Regions from separate parts of the Homo sapiens genome. Here region 1 is linked to region 2. A link is a loop called in an ENCODE intact Hi-C map of the cell type or tissue named here. Cell type or tissue: ascending aorta. All regions are shown on one strand. Links, peaks and the distances in the headings refer to the core of each region. The heading gives the core; the rest is flanking DNA.

What was found. Hi-C counts contacts between places; a loop is a spot of excess contacts. Peaks named below come from ENCODE experiments on the same cell type or tissue, not always from the same donor. Only the 100,000 strongest peaks of a DNase experiment are listed, where the experiment ranks them.
Region 1: a loop joins it to region 2, with 2.7 times the contacts of the local background. A loop is called at or near these places in 1 of 110 quality-filtered maps.

What each region holds. Positions count from the first base shown.
Region 1 is chr5:7,902,451-7,907,843 of GRCh38, forward strand. LOC124900936 (a long non-coding RNA gene) reads left to right here and starts at 1,300. Exons shown (of 2, transcript XR_007058683.1): 1 at 1,300-2,403; 2 at 3,297-5,393. In ascending aorta, for the core only: no CTCF peak of the experiment used is centred there; no DNase peak of the experiment used is centred there.
Region 2 is chr5:8,683,458-8,688,850 of GRCh38, forward strand. No RefSeq gene overlaps it. Among named protein-coding and RNA genes, the nearest start is that of LINC02199, 150 kb to the right of the region's middle. In ascending aorta, for the core only: a CTCF peak has its summit at 2,460 (motif pointing left); a DNase peak (open chromatin) is centred at 3,444; H3K4me3 peaks cover 812 bases; H3K27ac peaks cover 1,421 bases.

The sequences.
Region 1 (5,393 bases), core at 324-5,323, 780 kb before region 2:
GATGATTCATAGCTTAAATTATTAAATGTGCACATGGAATTCAGGCGAAACAATACCCAGGGGGAGGATTCATCTATTTCACAAAGTACTGTGCACCCAGTGACCAAAATAGTTAAAACACCATTGTTTTCAGGGAGCTTTACATTGAGGAGAGACATAAAATAAAAAATCCGTGAATTGCATGGGGTCTGAGAAGGTGATAAAGGCTATGGAGGATGACAAGTCAGAGTAAATGGGATGTGTGGCCTGCAGTCTTGTAGGGTTGGTGTGACTTCATACTCAGGGAGTCTCTGAAGGTAAACACTTGAAAAAGACAAAAGAGCCAGCCATCATGAGTATCTTGTGGAGGGAAGAGTCAGAACGAAGGCCCTGAGATAGAATGGTTACAGGAAATGTGTCTTAATCCAGACCCCAGGAGAGAGTTTTTGGATCTCACACAAGAAAGAGTTTGGGACGAATCCATAAAGTGAAAACAAGTTTATTAGAGAAGTAAAGAAACAAAAGAATGGCAACTACAGAGGGCAGCTCCAAGGGCTGCTGGTTGGCTATTTTTGCGGCTATTTCTTGATAATATGCTAGGGTGGATTATTCATGAGTTTTCCCAAGAAGACGGGGGGATTTCCCCAGAACTGAGGGTTCCTCCCACTTGTAGACCTTATAGGGTAACTTCTGGATGTTGCCATGGCATTTGTAAACTGTCATGGTGCTGCTAATCCATTATAATTAGCGTATGATGAGCAGTAAGGACTACCAGAGGTCACTTGTTGCCATCTTGACTTTGGCAGGTTTTGGCTGGCTTATTTACAGCGTCCTGTTTTATCAGCAGAGTCTTTACAACCTGTATCTTGTGATACCAGTCCTGCTGCCCTCCTATCATCCTGTGATTAAGAATGCCTAACCTCCTGGGAATGCAGCCCAGTAGGCCTCAGCCTCATTTTGCCTTGCCCCATTCAAGATGGAGTCACTCTAGTTCAAACGCCTGTGAGAGAACTGCCAGACAAGTTGGAACAGCAAGAAGGGCATTGGATATTGAGCAGTGACAAAGGGGGAAACTAGTAAGTGATGACGACAGGAGAGAAATGGGGAGGTCTGATAATGGTTTCAGATCGTCATAGGATTTTGGCTTTTACTGTGAATACAAATCCATTTGGTCAGTGTTAACAGTGGAAGGTATTTGAGTTACCAGCAGTGAATCTGTATGGGTCTGCAGCAACCTCAATTCTTGCCTCTAAAGAAAGAATTCAACTGAGGGGCATAAGGCAGAAAAAGACCAAGGCAAGTTTCAGAGCAGGAGTGGAAGTTTATTTAAAAGGCTGTAGAGCAGGGAAGAAAGGAAAGGAGAGAATGCTTGGAAGAGACCCAAGCTGGCACCAAGATCAAGTGCCCTGTTTAACAGTGATGCTAGGACTTTATAGGATGGCACTTTTCCCACGATTCTTTCCTTAGGGTGGGCTGCCCGCACACTCAGTGCCTCCCTTACCCTTGGGAAGTGAGCACCCGCTGTGTGCTTAGGAAGCTGTGCACATGCCCATTTTTAAAACTTAAACCACAGGCTTTATTCCGACTTGACTTTTCCCACCAACATTTTTCCATTCCAGAATTTCATCCAGGACATCACATTGCATTTCGTTTTTTGCCTCCTGAGTCTTCTCCAGTCTGTGACAGTTTCTCATCTTTTGTTGTTTTTCATGACCTTGAAGGCCCCTGGTCAGGTATTTTGTAGGAGGTTCCTCAATTTGGGTTTGTCTGAGGTTTAAACGCACAATTACACTGGGTTTCTGGGTTTTGAGGAGAGCACACTAGCAGTTTTTTTTTTTTCTCATCGTTTCATATCATGGAGTATATGGTATAATATGATTAATCACTAGGGATCTCAACCCTGATCTCTTTGGTAAGATGGTATGTGCCAGTTTCTCTACTATAAGGTTACTCTTTTTCCCTTTTCATATGACATTGTTTGGAAATGAGTCACTAAGTTCAGCCTACATTCAAAGGAAGAGAAATTAAGCTCCACCTCCTGGAGGGGTTACTATCTACATGTATAATTTGTAATTCTTTTGCAAGGAAAAGCTGTTCCTTCTCCCAATTTAGTTACTTATTTTATCATGTATTTCTGGAAGTATGGACTCATGGATATTTATTTAATACTTTGGGTTATAATATAATACTGTATTACTTATTTTATTGCTCAAATGATCATATGTGACGTCTCTCAGGGTGACTGTTGTGTTCCTTTGCCATGCTCTCCTTTTTTGTTGGGGAGGAGGGCCAAGCCATTTTACTAAGGAGAATGGAAAGGGAGACAAAGAAGCGCTGATGACAGTGAGATCTGACATCCTTGGCTGGGCCAGAATCTTAAAGGCTTTGCAGTTGCAGAACTATTCCTGTTTTTTAAAGTTTCACGTATGTATGAGTGCTGTTTATACATGATGTCTTGGAATATGTATCATTTGTTTCACTGTTTCAGCACTTCGTTTTTTTTGGTAGTCTAAAATGCTCCAGGTTGCCCTTGATTTTTACCTATCCCAGTGTTAAGAATGAACCATTTCTCCAGTAAGTCACAATTCCTTTTATCAGAGAACCCCTGACAACCACTTAGCTATTTTCCATGCTTATAGTTTTGCCTTTTCCAGACTGTGTGATACAACTGGAATTACACAACATTGAGCTTTTTGGGTCAGACTTATTTCACTTAGTGAAATATATTTAAGGTTAACCCATGTTGTTGTGTGAATTGATATCTGGTTCCTTTTTATTGCTCAGTACTATTCTGTTGTATGGATGTACAGTGGTTTATTTATCCATTCGTTTATTGAGGGAAATCTTGGTTGCCTCCAGTTTATGACAATTATGATTAAGCTGCTGTAAACATTTGCATACATATTTCTGCATGAATATAAGTTTTTAATTTACTTGGATAAATACATCAGAGTGGGATTTTTGGGTCGTATGCTAAGTTTTTCTTTTAATTTCTAAGAAACTGTCAAACTGTTTTCTAAAGTAGCTGTCTCATTTTACATTCCCATGAACAAGGAATGAGAGTTCATGGATTTGTTTTTGAGAGACCTTTTTGAAGAGTTCAGCATTGTTAGAGTTTGCTTTGGTGCAGTCCATGTCTCCAGTCCCTGTGCATTTAAACAGTAGATTCAAAATTAAAATGATAGCATAGAAATTATAAACAACACGAAGAAATACAAATGGAGTTACTTTAGTTCTGTTATTGTGTGTGTGACCACTTGAATTTTTCCTCATGATGACTTTTGTTTAAACATTTGGAAAACATTTATTTCTTTCAGTCTCACCTCATAGATGAAAAATGCTTCAGAATATAGTTATAACTGTGAAAAGACTGTTCCTGATGTTATGATTTGCTCACTGTGAAGCTTTTCATGCACTACAGACAAATGTTGGAAAGTCTGTCTCAACTTCAAGGGCAGTGAATTCTGAAAGTTAATGTGGACACAAGAGTTTCTTCTCAGATTTCCTCCTCTGCTGCATTTTTTTTTTGAGTTATCTTCTTTTCTGGTATGAAATTGTAAATCAAGTAAGTCAGATATAAAAATATTTGCAAACAGTCAAAATCAACTCTAAAAGTGATGTAGTGAAACTCAAGCTTTAAAATTGTTCCTTGAAGAGCAGCACACAAAAATTGTGTAGAAAATTATTAACTATGTAACAACAACAAAAAGGTCAATGACATTTAGACAGAAAAAAAAAAGAAATTTCTGGGAAGAATATTAGGGAAAAGAACAACAACTGCTGGCCTTGCAGCAGCAGAAGGAATTGCAGGGTGTGTTGAATATTTTGATTATTTCCACCAGGAACTAGATACTTGTAAAGCGGTGGATTAAGCATTCTCAAGTTCCTTAATGTTTAGCCCATTTTCTCATATTCTTTTAGCAGAGAAGAAAAACTTTAGAAGCTTTCACCCAGTGTAATAGAAACTTATGATGAATTTTCTGGTGAAAATATCTTAGGGGAATTTCTTCTATTGCAGAGATGTTTGAAAACTATTATAATCCATCCTGAAGAAAGAAAAACATGAACAGTATTTCAATTTCTGGAGCTTATTGTAAAATGTGATTTTTATGAATCTCTGAAAAACTCATCCTCGTACTTAAGACTTTTTCCAAGTCTTCATACATCTATGACTCCACATGAAAAAAACTTTTCAAAATTAAAATTTAAGAAGTTTTTCAATTCGAGTGAAGAAAGCTGATAAATTCTCTTAAATATCCATAGAATGTGAATATACAAAAATTAATTTTTGTAAATATGCAGAAGTTACAGATCAAAAGCAGATACTATAATATAATTCGCAGTGGTTTAAGACCAATATGTAGGTGTAAGTTTCCCTTGTTTTCCCAAAAAACACATTAGTGCAATTAAAAAGAATTTATCGCTTTTTGTCTTTAAAATTTTTTAAATTTATCCCAATAAATATAAATTTTGAGGGTATATCTGCTAATTTAATACCTTTATATAATTTGTAAAGATAAAATCACTGTAACTAGAATACCCATCACCTTAAATATTGGTCTTTTCTTTATGCTAGAAACATTCAAATTATTCCCTTCTGACTATTTTGAAATATTTAATAGATGATTGTAAACTATGCTAACCCTACTGATCTATCAATCACTAGGTTTTATTTATTCTAACAAATTGTATATTTGTCCCCATTAGTCAAACCTTTCTTCATCCTCCCCTTCCCTCTACCCTTCCCAGCCTCCAGTAATCACCAATCTACTCTATATCTTCATGAGATCCACTTTTTTTTAGCTCCCACATATGAGTGAGGCTATGCAATATTTTTTTAATTTCCTTCTTAATTTCTTCATAGACCCATTGGTCATTCAGAACCGTGTTGTTTAATTTCCATGCGTTTGTGTGCTTTCCAAAGTTTCTTTTGCTATTAATTTTTAGTTTTATCCTATTGTGGTCTGAAAAGATACTTGGTATGATTTATACATTTTTGAATTTGTTGATACTTTTTTTGTGGCTATTCTGGACTTTTGGGGTCTATTCTGGACCTCTACATGCCAGTGTTTTTATTTTTATGAATCTATTATAGATTTTGCATTGTAGTTACTATGTGGCTTACAAAAACCAACTTATACATGTAAAAATTTATTTCAAAGAGGTGAAAACTTATCTTAGATCACACAGAAAAGAATAGAAAAAATGAAAAAAGCCTATATACTTCATCCCCCAGTTTTGACTTTATATTGTCTCAATTTTCATATTTTTATACTGCCTATTTCTTAACAGGTTGCTGTATCTATTATTGTTTTGATAGACTTGTCTTTCTTTCTTCATACTAGAATTATGAATGGATTGCTCACCATAATTGCAGTGTTAGCATATTCTTGGTTTTCCGTGTACTTAATTCT
Region 2 (5,393 bases), core at 260-5,259:
ACAGCTGTCCATATGGCCAAACTTTAACAATCTTTCACACAGATAAAAAATTCATTTGCAATCACTCAAATATACTTAAGCATAAAGAACATATACCCAGAAATGTCTGCAGATAATTAAAAGGAAAACCAGCAATTTTGAGGATATGGCGTATGATTTAAAGTATGCTATCTACTTTAAGTTTTTTAGAGGAACAGATGGGCCCTTTTCTTAAAAAGGCAATAGCTTCCACTGAGCTGCAGGGCCTTTGAGTGGCTCAGTGCAGCAGGTGCTGTGGTGCAATGAGGATATGGTAGTGGGCGTGCTGCCAGCAGAAAAACCTCCTCCACCCCCAATGGAATATCCTCAGAATAAATGATAAAAAGTGAAGTAAGAGCTACTAATAAGTTCTTTTAGAAGGATATTGAAAAGTTCTAAAATTCAAAACCCATGCCTCATTCAACCTGTGGAATCAGGACTGGTTCTGAAGTATAAACTTTCCTATATTTGACACTTCCAGTGAAGTTTAAAAACAGGTCAGACAAACATCCATAAGCATACTGTGAGGTGGTTGAAAATAATGGATAAAGCACTGGCTTCACATCTTGCTGCAACATGACCTCCCTATGTGGTGTTGGGCATGTTATTTAAAATCTCTGGGCATTGATTCATCATCTAGAAGACATAAATGATAACGGCAACTACCTGACTGGGTTGTTGTGAGAGTAAATGACATGGAACGTGTGTAAAACTACACAGAACTATTCACTGCATGTAGTCATTGTTTAATAAATGTTTGCTCATATTGTGAGCAAATTTCCTTACCAAAGAATGTCCATTTAGTACCTTTCTCCTACAGGCCATATTACATGCTACATCTTGGGGAGGTATACTTAAAGACTTCCATAAATAGGTTTATGAACCACTATATTATAAAAGCCATTTCATTGATATCTGAGCTTTCCAAAAGCATTAAAAAAAAAGGTGAGCATCTAGAAAATGGCTCCTTATTCTTAAGAAATACAAACAAAAGGCTCAGTCAAAACTTGATTTATTGTTTGGGGGAGAAAATGATCTTTGCCTTACGCCATCAACCTATATTATCATGTTAGTTCAAAAGCCTCTTAATTGAACAATTTCTTTATTACATAGTATCTACAGAATGAAAATCCAAAGACATTCATTTTATGAATTATCACTAATTATAATAATAAAATAAATGATTAACTTTATACTTATTTTTTTATAGAGAAAACAGGTTTATTTCACTCATAGTTCTGCAGGCTATACAGGAAGTATGGTGGGGGCATCTGTTTCTGGAGAGGGCCTCAATACATCTATTAAGAATTATAAAGTCAGCCGGGTGCGGTGGCTCACGCCTGTACTCCCAGCACTTTGACAGGCTGAGGAGGGTAGATCACTTGAGGTCAGGAGTTTGAGACCAGCCTGGCCAGCATGGTGAAACCCCTTCTCTACTAAAAATACAAAAATTATCTGGGCATGGTGTCAGGCATCTGAAATCCTAGCTACTCAGGAAGCTGAGGCTGGAGAATCATTTGAACCCGAGAGGTGGAAGTTGCAGTGAGCTGAGATTGCATCACTACACTCTAGCCTGGGCGACAGAGTGAAACTCCATCTCAGATAATAATAATAATAAATTCAAGCTTTATAATTCTTAATAAATTTATTGAGAATGGTCTAATTTGTAAGACTGCATTACTGCTATAGGGATCATGTTAAAATATTTGGCCTTTAAATTTAATAAAATTCTGTCAGCAATATGTGAGAACCAAAATATTCAATTGTGCAAATGCAGATTGTGTTTTATGAGATTAAATATAGATAGATGATAGATGACAGATAGATAGATAGATAGATAGATAGATAGATAGATAGATAGATATTCTGTTAATATTTGTTGTCAGGAAAAGCTCAAAAGGAAAGACAGTGAAACAAACAGCAGTGGCTTCCTCTGAACTGAGAAAATCCAAAAAATCAGGCTGCAGTCACTTCTTTACCTGAAAATAAGAGCTGAGCCCAACCACATTTGACAACTAGGGATAAAGGAACACAGAAGCTGGTAGTTTATTTTTTTACATCAGCATTTGTCTTTTTGTAGATTTTACTGTAAGTTTAAATACATCCCTTCACCTGGAAAGATATGCACAAACACAAAGCCGACTGCATTGGTATGGAACATGCATTTCTCTGGCAAGGCCTCATTTTCTCTTATCAATGGGAAAACTAAATCGTGTGGGTGAACTCCCATTCTCATGTGGGAGTGAATTATCAGCAAGAGCTACAGTTCATTTAACTAACTCAGTTCTGAGTTGATATTCATGCCCCAAAGTGCCCCAGCCTTCAGGAAGAGGTGGATCCCAAAAGCCACCCTGGACTCCTGCCTCCTAAAAGGGTCTCTGTGATCTTGGTAGAGCAAGTTCTGCTCCAATGCTAAACCAAGGTTGACATCTGGTGGGCAGTTTCATCCTCTGTGAGCCCAGGTGACTTCCACAAACTCCATCCTGGGTACTCGAAGTAGTTGTGTGCAGCCTGGTCTAGGCTTTAGGACCTCCTGTGAGACCAAGGGTAACTTGGGGTGCAAATCACATTCCTCTTCTCTCATTTGTTCGCACAGGACTAGGTGAGTCTACAGGAGAGGGGAGTACCAGCCCCATGTCCAGAAACACTGCTCACATGCACAGGGGATGTATTTTTAAAACTGGCCGGTGTGGTGGCTCACGCCTGTAATCCCAGCACTGTGGGAGGCTGAGGTGGGTGGATCACGAGGTCAAGAGATCGAGACCAGTCTGGCCAACAGGTCAGTAGAGATTTAGTAGATGTTTAGTAGAGACAGGTGAAACCCTGTCTCTACTAAAAATATAAAAATTAGCCGGGCATGGTGGTGTGCACCTGTAGGTCCCAGCTACTCAGAAGGCTGAGGCAGGAGAATCCCTTGAACCCAGGAGACGGAGGTTACAGGGAGTGGAGATCTCGCCGCTGCACCCCAGCCTGGCAACAGAGTGAGACTCCATCTCAAAACGAAACAAAACAAAACATCCTTGCTTCTCTCAGCCAAGATAGCATTTTTCCAATTAATATGTGTGTGTATGTATATATGAAAGGACTATAAAATAATAGGAGCGGGAATATTTAGATTATTTGAAATTGTTATCATCCTAAATTCCAATACATAAATAAATAAACAGATAAATCCACATCTCTCTCTTTGCAAACAGGTCTCTGTCCAAAAATCACCTCTCTAGTGAGGAATCTACTGTTCACCTATTTAAAAATGAGATTCCTATGACTATTTTAAAAAAGGACATTTTCTTTTCTTCGACATACTTTTCTCCAGTGGTTAATGTTTTAATTTAAAGTTTTCTATCTTTCCCACTGGAATGTTAGCCATATAAAGGCAGTGACTAAGTTTCTCTGCTCCACTGCCACATTTCCAGAACTCTGCTCACAATGCCTGGCACAAAGAACAAGCTCAAAAATAGTAGCTGACTGAATCCCTGGAGAAATGAATGATGTAATTTGAGCAGAAGCCTAATGATGAATCTGATGCTTCCATTTTCCCATTAGAATGCACTGCTTTCAGAATACAATGGTGATAAAGACAGAATCCCCGCTATCAAACAATTAACTTTCTGTGGTTATATTTAAGCTATGATTTTTAACAACTTTATTGAGTTCTAATTCACATGCCAAAACTCTACCCAGTGAAAATGTGTCATCCAAGGATTTTTAGAAAATTTATATAATCATATCATCATCACCACAATTAAGTTTTAGAGCAGGTCCTTCAACCCAAAAATATTTCTTCTGCCTATTTTGTAGTGAATCTCCATGTCTAATCTTCACTCCAGGCAACTGTGAATCTTGTTTCTGTCTCTATATATGTTTTTATGCTTTTTCTAGACATTTCATATAAATGAACCCATACAGTAAGTAGTTTGTGTGTGCCTTCTTTCATTAAGCATTGTTTTCTTGATGCTTCTTCAAGTCATTGCATTTATCAGGAGTGTATTTATTAACGGGTAACATTTCAATATATGGGTATACCTATTGTTTATCCATTTACCAGTGGATAAACATGTTTTGGCTATTATAAATAAGACTGTTAAGAACATTCATGCACAAACCTTTGTGTAGACATAAGTTTTCATTTCTATTGGGTAGACATCTACAGAACTGTTGAGTCACCTGTTAAGTGTATGTTTCATGTCTTGAGAAGGTATAAAATTATTTCCAAAGTGCCATTTTATATCCCCACCAGCCAAATCTGGTGTTTCTACATTCTCACCAATTCTTGCTATTGTCCATCATTTTGATTATGGACACTCCATTGTGTATGTGTTAAATGGTATCTTATTATGTTTTTAATTTGCATTTACCTAATGACTAATGATATTGAATATCTTTTTATGGATGTATTAGTTATTCTACTGTCTTCTTTAATGAAACATATTTGTAATCTTTTGTCCATTTTTAAATTTACTGTTATTTTATTTGTTGAGTTGTCACCATTCTTTATGATTTACAAATATTTTCTCCCAATTTAATGAAGTCAAATTTATCAGTGTTGTCTTATGGTTTATGCTTGTGGTACATCTAAGAAACTCTTGCTTGCCCTGAGATAAAATCAATTATCTCCTGTTTTCTTCTAGAAGCTTGAGAGTTTTAATTAGCTAATTAGCTAATTTGTAGCAACCGGTTGCCTATTTACCTTTCATCTTTTCTCCCATGTAGCTTTTTTTTTCTTCTTCAGGTATTTGCAACCCAGGAATGAAGAAGCTCCCTCTCCTAATTTTGAACAGAGTGTAAAAATTTCTCTGATGCAATGGTGACCTGCATGTGTAACAGTCAGCCTACCCCACGGGCCATGGAACAGAAGGGCCACTGGTTACAGGAAGCAAAGTGAAACACATGGTACACTAAATGAATTTTAAACATGCAGCAAGATGCAAGAGGCAGGAGAAGCAAGGGGGAAGAGATTAGGACAAAACTGGGGGTCAGGAGCTCAGCTGGGCTGCAAGAGAGCCCAGCCACCAGCTGTCAGAGAAGCCAGTTAAAGCAATAAGCCAAAAAGGAAAGGGTGAAGCCTTTAGTCACTTACTGTGATGGTAAAGCAAAAGTCTAAAACCAAGACAGCACCGATTCCTATGTTCCATCTCTCCTCATGTCCAGGATCAGGCAAGACACCACAGATGTGGGGTCATTTTACTTTTGAGGAAGCCCTGAACAAAAGGCTTTAGTGGTTTCATGGTCCCTGAAGTCTGAGGTCAGGAAGAAGGTCAGAAAGAGAGAAAGAGCCCTCAAGGAAGGAGGCCCCAGCAGAGGCCCTTGAAGACCACCTCTGCAGACGGCCTCGGGTAAAGAGACCTAGCAATGAAGCACTGAAGCTCAGAAAG